2 separate regions of the Mus musculus genome follow, and region 2 is linked to region 1. The links are chromatin contacts, found by Hi-C or POLR2A ChIA-PET in ENCODE. All regions are on one chromosome and are shown on one strand. Each heading gives the region's core, a stretch centred on a gene start or an enhancer-like site at or near the end of the contact. The rest is flanking DNA. Distances are from core to core; before and after follow the strand shown. Region 1 holds the start of Dbr1 (debranching RNA lariats 1). Region 2 holds the start of Dzip1l (DAZ interacting protein 1-like).

Evidence for each region. A loop is a pair of places that touch in the nucleus more often than their neighbours do. ChIA-PET counts read pairs that join two places held with the same protein, here RNA polymerase II (POLR2A).
Region 2: a map of heart shows a loop between it and region 1 (7-fold over the local background). The contact joins the promoter of Dzip1l here to the promoter of Dbr1 in region 1. A Hi-C loop is called at or near these places in 7 of 37 maps with a recorded cell type or tissue (adrenal gland, heart and left cerebral cortex). POLR2A ChIA-PET finds 5 or more read pairs at or near these places in 4 of 5 experiments (Patski and embryonic stem cell).

Annotation. Positions count from the first base shown.
Region 1 is chr9:99,573,769-99,577,503 of GRCm38, forward strand. Dbr1 (debranching RNA lariats 1) reads left to right here and starts at 2,031. Exons shown (of 8, transcript NM_031403.3): 1 at 2,031-2,357; 2 at 2,808-2,932. The coding sequence starts at 2,161.
Region 2 is chr9:99,627,618-99,631,352 of GRCm38, forward strand. Dzip1l (DAZ interacting protein 1-like) reads left to right here and starts at 1,914. Exons shown (of 16, transcript NM_028258.4): 1 at 1,914-2,052.

The DNA.
Region 1 (3,735 bases), core at 781-3,280:
TTGAAAATCTTGCTGAGATGGGTTTTATAATAATCTGGCATTTTGTACCAGTAGCCAAGGAATATCTAATGTTTTGAGGCATGGTTCTAAAGGAATATATACACAAAATGAAAAAAAAATTCTATGTAAAGAATCTAGAAGGAAGTAGTTTGTATAAGTTAAAAATGAAAGCCTACTTCAGGTTCAGGCCGGTCTGATCTACATAGTTCCAGGCCAATCAGAGATACATAAAAAGATCCTGTCTCCAAAGAAAAGAAGAGAAAAGGAAAGGAAAGGAAAATTGGAAGGAACAAACAGAACAGACGCAAAAAAGAGTAGAGTCTGACTTATAAAATTGTATAACCTTGATTAGATCGTCTTTTCTGAGACATTTCTCTGTATGGTTTTGTCTTTCTTTCTTTTTCTTTTTTCTTTCTTGGTTTTATGGGACAGGGCTTCTCCATGCATCAGTCCCAGCTGTCAAATTTTTTTGTTTGTTTTGTTTTTCGAGACAGGATTTCTCTGTGTAGCCCTGGCTGTCCTGGAACTCACTTTGTAGACCAGGCTGGCCTCAAACTCCCGAGTAATGGGATTAAAGGCGAGCACCACCACGCCCGGCTAGCCCCAGCTGTCTTAATTCACTTTATAGACCATGCTGACCACACTGGCCAGGGATCTGCTTGCTTATTTCTGGAATACAAGGATTAAAGGCAGAGCCACCATCCCCTCCCTCCCCCTGCCACGCCCCCAGCCTAGATTGTATTTAACTGATTAAATTTTTCAGTTGTTTAAATGTATACTTCTCTGTTGAGAGGCCAAATCTTGTAAGTTCAGACTCCATTTTAGAGAACCTGGCCAAAGTTTGAACTCAGACAAACTAACCAACATAACACTAGTTTCCAAGTTACCCCTCAACAAGACCAGCGTCCCCAGGTTATTACCCCAACATATCTGCACCCCCAGGTTACGAGGCCACCCCCTGCCTAACGACCACTAATGCAGAGGGAAGCAGAAATTAAGTTTATGATATGACTCCCAGCACCAGCCAATTGTGTTAAAGGCCATGGTAGCTCTCGAATTAGATGCTTAACTACCACCACTACCACATCCCACCCTCTGCTTGTAGCTTTCTATAAAGTCTTGTCCCCACTGACATTCGGGGTACACCAAAAACTGTGCTGTGTGTTGGTGGCGAGCCACAGCGAGCTGGGATAGAATAAAGACCGTGCTATGAGTTACATCAGATGGGCTCCTGCCTGGTTTTGGGGGATCGCTAACACTTTCGTGGCGCTACAACTGTATGCCCTTGATTAGATTTCCTTTACTGGCTTTCTTCTTTGCCATTCATTCTTCCTTGATTAGTCGCCACCTTTTCTCTCCAGAAGTTTTCGAGATATTTAACCTTTCATTCATCTTGCGTTACAGTTAGGCAAACAATTTGGTAGGAAAATACCCATTCCCCTTAGTCAAAAATAATTTTAGAAATTCCCCCCGGGAGGGTTGGTGTATAGTTTTAAAATAATCAGTAAGCTTCAACGTTGCATTTAAATTTTAATGTCATCATTAAAACCTCTTTTTACTTTCTAATTCATTTTTAAGGCAATCATCGTTGCCAGGGAGAGATTTGCTCTAGGGAATTAATTGCTCAATCGCTCCTGCTCACTTGCTTACCTTGATTTTTTTTTTTTGGTTTTTCGAGACAGAGTTTCTCTGTAGCCTTGGCTGTCCTGGAACTCACTTTGTAGACCAGGAAGGCCTCGAACTCAGAAATCCGCCTGCCTCTGCCTCCCAAGTGCTGGGATTAAAGGCGTGCGCCACCACGCCCGGCTGCTTACCTTGATTTTACTAAATTCAATCCCTATTCTTGGAGATTTTATTTCTTTTTCTAGTTTTAAACAATGTAACCCACTAGATTGCTAGCACGCAAGGGATCACGAAGACAGACAGGGTCTCCATTAAACAAGTTCAAAGTTTCCCCCCTCCGGCTTGACCGGGCCCTTCCCGTTCCCTCTCTCGCGAGACTTGGAAGCCGGAAGTTACATAAAGGACTCGAAACTCAGCCGCGGCTCGGTTGGTGTTGGCGGGAGCCGGGTGGGCCGGCTGCCTGGTGTTCTTTGCTGTGCGACCCGGGCTGCAGGTGCTCCGGGGTGTTGCTGTTGAGTTCCGCGGCCCAACGTCACGATGAGGGTGGCCGTGGCCGGCTGCTGCCACGGCGAGCTGGACAAGATCTACGAGACTCTGGCGCTGGCGGAGCGGCGCGGCTCGGGACCCGTGGATCTCCTTCTGTGCTGCGGCGACTTCCAGGCGGTGCGCAACGAGGCCGACCTGCGCTGCATGGCCGTGCCGCCCAAGTACCGTCACATGCAGACCTTCTACAGGTGAGGGGCGCGCGGCCGGTCCTCGCGTGGGGTTCCAGGTCCTGCTGCCGCAGATCGCGATGTCTGTTGGACCCGGAGCTTAGGAAATGGCCCTGGCCTCCTCCTCTCTGTACACACCTGGCTCTTCTTCCCAGGGACCCGGGGTGACACCAGCAGGTTTAGATACTTTGGATTTGCTAGAACACGATGGTTAGTTGATTTAATGATCTGGTTTTCCCGTGACCTGCTGTGTGCTAGTCTGGGTTCTAGAAGCCCAGACTTGCACTTCACAAAGTTCTTGATCTCAATGAATGTGTGCTCGACACTCAAGATTTAATTTATTCTTAAGGGCAGGGATGGGAAGATAGTGGGGACCGTTTGATCGTTTTTGAGCTCGGCCTTTTCCTTCTGACCTCTTGCTTTTTTGTGTTTAGTTTGGTTCCTGACAGCTTTATTACCGTTATGTTGTAGATATTACTCTGGAGAGAAAAAGGCCCCGGTTCTCACCATCTTCATTGGAGGAAACCATGAAGCCTCAAACCATTTGCAAGAGTTACCCTATGGTGGCTGGGTAGCGCCGAATATTTATTATTTAGGTATGTGTTTATGTGCACTTTTTTTGGTCTTGTCAGAATCTGTACCAGCTGGGCAGCTTCTAGAAGACATGTGGTGAATGCCATTAACTTAAATAATCATGAGAATTGAGTTAAAATAGTTATTAAATGGCCAGTCATGAACATACATCCATTTTCTTCTAGAGGTTTAAATAATAGCTAATATGATGACAAGTTTTTTTTTTTGTAGTCTCTTTGCTTTTTTCTTATTGCATTAAACTTTATAATGGAAAATGCTAAACATACATAAAAATACCGAGTAGTTTAATAAATTTCTTTACTTGTTAACCTCAACTCCTATTACTTTGTTCTACTCCCATATTTAAATATCCAGTATTGTTTAAACTTTTCCTGAGGGAGATGGCTGGGATGCCTTAAAGCAAATCCTAACCACTGGGTTATTTCATTTGTGGATTTTTAAGTACATGACTCCCCCTACCCCAAGATGTATTTATTTATCTACCGTGTATACAGTGTTCTGAGTGCATATGTGCCTACAGAGCACCAGATCCCATTATAGATGGTTAGAAGCCACCATGTGGTGCTGGGAATTGAACTCGGGACCTGTGGAAAAGCATCCAGTGCTCTGAGCCATCTCTCCAGCCCCTAAGTACATGACTTTCGAGTGATAGATTTTTTTTAGACACACGTAGTTCTGGTGCCATTTTATACCTAACTATAGTGAGTTAGTCCTTCTCTCGTGCCTTGTCCATACGCATTTCTCTGCATGTCTCAGTTACCGGATCTACAAATGACTTGCTCAGGTAGGATCCAAATATTTGGTG
Region 2 (3,735 bases), core at 664-3,163, 54 kb after region 1:
CAAACTCCCATAGCTCCATACTGGGGACCAAGACTTTACCACATGGACATTTGGGGACTCCTAACCAAACAATGTTAAGGATGGGGACTCCAGGAAGTGATGCAGTTATGAGAGTAGAGCCCTCCCAGCTGGATTCAGTGCCCTTACAGAAGAGTCTTTTGAGAGCTACTAGATCCTTCTACCATGTTGATTAGAAATAGAGCTCTAGGCTGAGGAGATAAAGGGCTGCCATATTGGATGCTGTGGCCTCAGCAGATGACAGTTATTCAGTGCTTGTGATTTCTCATCAAAACAAACAAACAAACAAACAAACAAACACCAAACCTTCACTCCAGGAAGTGATGCAGTTATGAGAGTAGAGCCCTCCCAGCTGGATTCAGTGCCCTTACATAAGAGTCTTTTGAGAGCTACTAGATCCTTCTACAATGTTGATCAGGAAATAGGTGCTCAGCAGATGGGATCTGCTGATGCCTTGATCTTAGACTTCCTAGCTTCCAAGAGCAGAGCGAAGGGGTTTCTGTTTAGTCTGTAGTATTGTATCACAGTAGTCTAAATGGACTAAGACAAATCTGGTCCATGTAATAACACATGCCAGTATTTCCTTCCTCATTAAGGGTGAATGATATTCCATTGTATGTGTAAGCCACGTGTTCTTAGCCAATCAGCTGCCCATGGGCGCTTGGATTACTTCCACATTTTGGCTGTTGTAAATAATGTTATTATTTTATTGTACATTGTGTGTGTGTGCGCGCACGCACATATCTGTATATACAGATGTCAGAGGACAAGTTTCAGGAGTTGTTTCCTTCCACGGTGTGGGTTACAGGAATCCAATCCAGGATATCCGACTTGATGACAAAGCCCTTTACCTGCTGAGCCATTTTGACAGCTCATTAAATACAAGTGTCCAAGAGTTTGTTTGGGGTCTTGCTTTAAGCTTCTTTGGATATAGATCTAGACATGTGCCTTATTTATTATTCTGTTGCTGAGAAGAGACCCCATGACCAAGGTAACTCTTATGAAAAAGAAAAGTACTTAACTGGAGGCTTGCTTACAGTATCAGAGGCTTAGTCCATTTATCATAATTGCAGGGAGTATGGTAGCAGGCAGGCCTGGTGTTGGAGAAATAGTTAAGAGTTACATCCTGACCCACCTGACCCGTAAGGGTGGGCGAAGACTGGGTCTGACATGGGCGTTTTGAAACCTCAAAGCCCACCTCCAGTGTCACACTTTCTCCAACAAGGCTATACCTCCTAATCCTTGTAATATTTTCAAATAGTGCTGAATCATGGCAAACCATTTTGTTTCCCACAGTGGCAGTACCATTTTGAATTCCCATCAATAACGCACAGAAATTTGAGTTTCTCCCCACCCTTGGCAACGTTTATTCCTAGGGCTTTTGTCCTTGCTGTCCCCAAGATGCAGAGCTTGGCATTTTGAAGCTGTGTTGAGAGAAAGGCCCTAAGATACAACAAACCCTCCCAGAACTTAAAGTCACGAGATGAGAGTCCCAACGAGAGGGGGCAGGGATCTATAATCAGGAGAGAAAATATAATACCCCCAACTCCTGCCGGAGCTTTCTGGGCAACGTTAATGGATAAGGGATCTGAAAGGTGATTGCCATCTGATCAAATTGGAGCACACCTATGGGTCTCCTAATGTGGCTCAGGTCAAATTCCTTTAATTTTGCGGGCTTGCCAACAGTCGCTGCATCCTGCCATGTGAAGTGAAGGGATGGTGACAGAGTCTGTCCTGCCGCTCATCAAGGCCTGGGAACTTGGATGCTGGATTTCCTTAACGAATTCAAAGCAGCACTCCCTCCTTCCCCCCAACCCCCCTCCCTTGCAACTCTAAAAATAGCTGTTCCCGGGCTCTGGGGAGAGGCTCCGCCTCTGCTGTGGGTGGATGGGCTGGGGGTAGGGGTTGGGGTGGGAAGCACCGCAGACCCCAGGCCTGAGCTACTGGCGGGGAGAGACGCGTAGGGTCCGCGCGGCTGGCAGCATCCTCGGGCTGCACTGTAGGAGATGGAGTGAGTCTGGACTTGCGGATGGGGTGAGTCGGGACGTGGGAACCTCTAAGACCTCCAGTCGCCGGCCCTTGTTCCGGGTGACCCCCAGACTGCCACAGGCCTCCCAGGAAAACTATGTCTGGAATCCAGCGGGGAGCCGCCGGAGGGAGCGCGGTTCCAGGCGGAGCTACTTGGCCGCTGCGCGCGCAGGTTAAACATTAGTGGCTGCGGTAGCCAAGCGAGGAAAGGAGCTGCGTGGTCGAGGGTGCTTCACGACGTCCCGCTCCCTGTGCCTCCATCCCTTTATCCCAGCGGCTTCGGATTGTGCAGGACTGAGGTACCCTGCGGGGGGGAAGAGCTCGCATGCCAGGAGACACGGAGGCGCGGAATGGGGGATGTCTGACACCCAACCCTCGGCGTTTTCAGGAGTGTGGTCTTGGGAAATGCAGTTTTTGAAAACAGTAAAGCGATCTAAGGGACTGCAGATCCGAGTTCTGTGGGAAGTGGGGTTCGGTTACTAACGAGATGATTTTTAAATAAAGATTGGCGTGTCTAGGTTCCTCCGCTTCCGGTCCCGGGCTGAAGTTTAACGGGAGCACAGACTTAGGGGTGGATGAGAGTAGAAGTCCACAGGGCAAGTGTGTACCAGGCAGGATCAGAGGACAGGGCCTGGTAGAATTGCCTTCACAACGGTCCTGAAGGGCCCAGGGCCGGTGCTGTCCTGGCCATGTCTCCAGGAATTGGTTTCTAACAGGATTAGGCCTAGGGAGTGTGAGATGTTCCAACCCTGCTCTCCCATCTGTCTGTAAGTGTTCAGCAAGATGGTCACTTCCTTCCCCAAGGTGTGGTCTGGCAGGGGAAAACTACCCTGCTCAGAGAAGGTTGTCTGTCTGTCTGCTTGCTCCCTCCTGTGGAAATGGTTTTAGATCATTAAAGTACAGAACCTTCCTAATGCTGCAGGCCTTTAATACAGTTCCTCATGTTATAGTGATTCCCCCAGCCATAAAGTTATTTCATTCTGCTTCATAACTGTAATGTCGTTACGGTTATGAATTGTTAATGTAAATATCGGACATGAAAAATACCTGAGATTCCTCGGGGGTCGCGACCCACAGGTTGAGAACCACTGTTTTAGCTGCATGCCTTAAATTGAGAACAGAAATCTTGTGCATTTGGGAGCTGAACTTCTTTTGTTTGTGCCACTCAGAACACTTCAGAGGAGAAGGGGAGCCCTTGGTAGGCAGTTCTGAATGTCCTGTGCTCACTTTGCAGAAGAGGAAGCTGTGGGCTAGCCAACCACTTGCCCCAACACTGGCCAGTCACTTGCTTGGTGATTGTAGTGACGGGGTCTGGTCCAGAATAAAGATGGAGAGGCTCTGTTAGGAAGCAACAGCGCTTTAATAGACAAGAAACCCCAGGACAGTCTGTTAGTTTTCTTTCCGATGTGGAGCAGGTTTTGTTTGTTTTTGACACTTCTGTGCCTGGGGATAATAGGTCCTGCTAGGCCTTATTCTCTAAGATATTCCCATGAGCCACCAGTCAAAGCCCACCTCCATTTTTGTTTTAAAGGAAAAAAATTTTTGTGACACTAATTCATAGTAAGCTTTTATAATTTTTTAAAAAGAATTCTTTGAGAATTTCTCACATGTATTGTGATTATACCCCAGCCCTCACTCTCCCCCCAACTTTGAGACCTCCTCCCCCTAGTCCAATTTTCTTGTCCCACT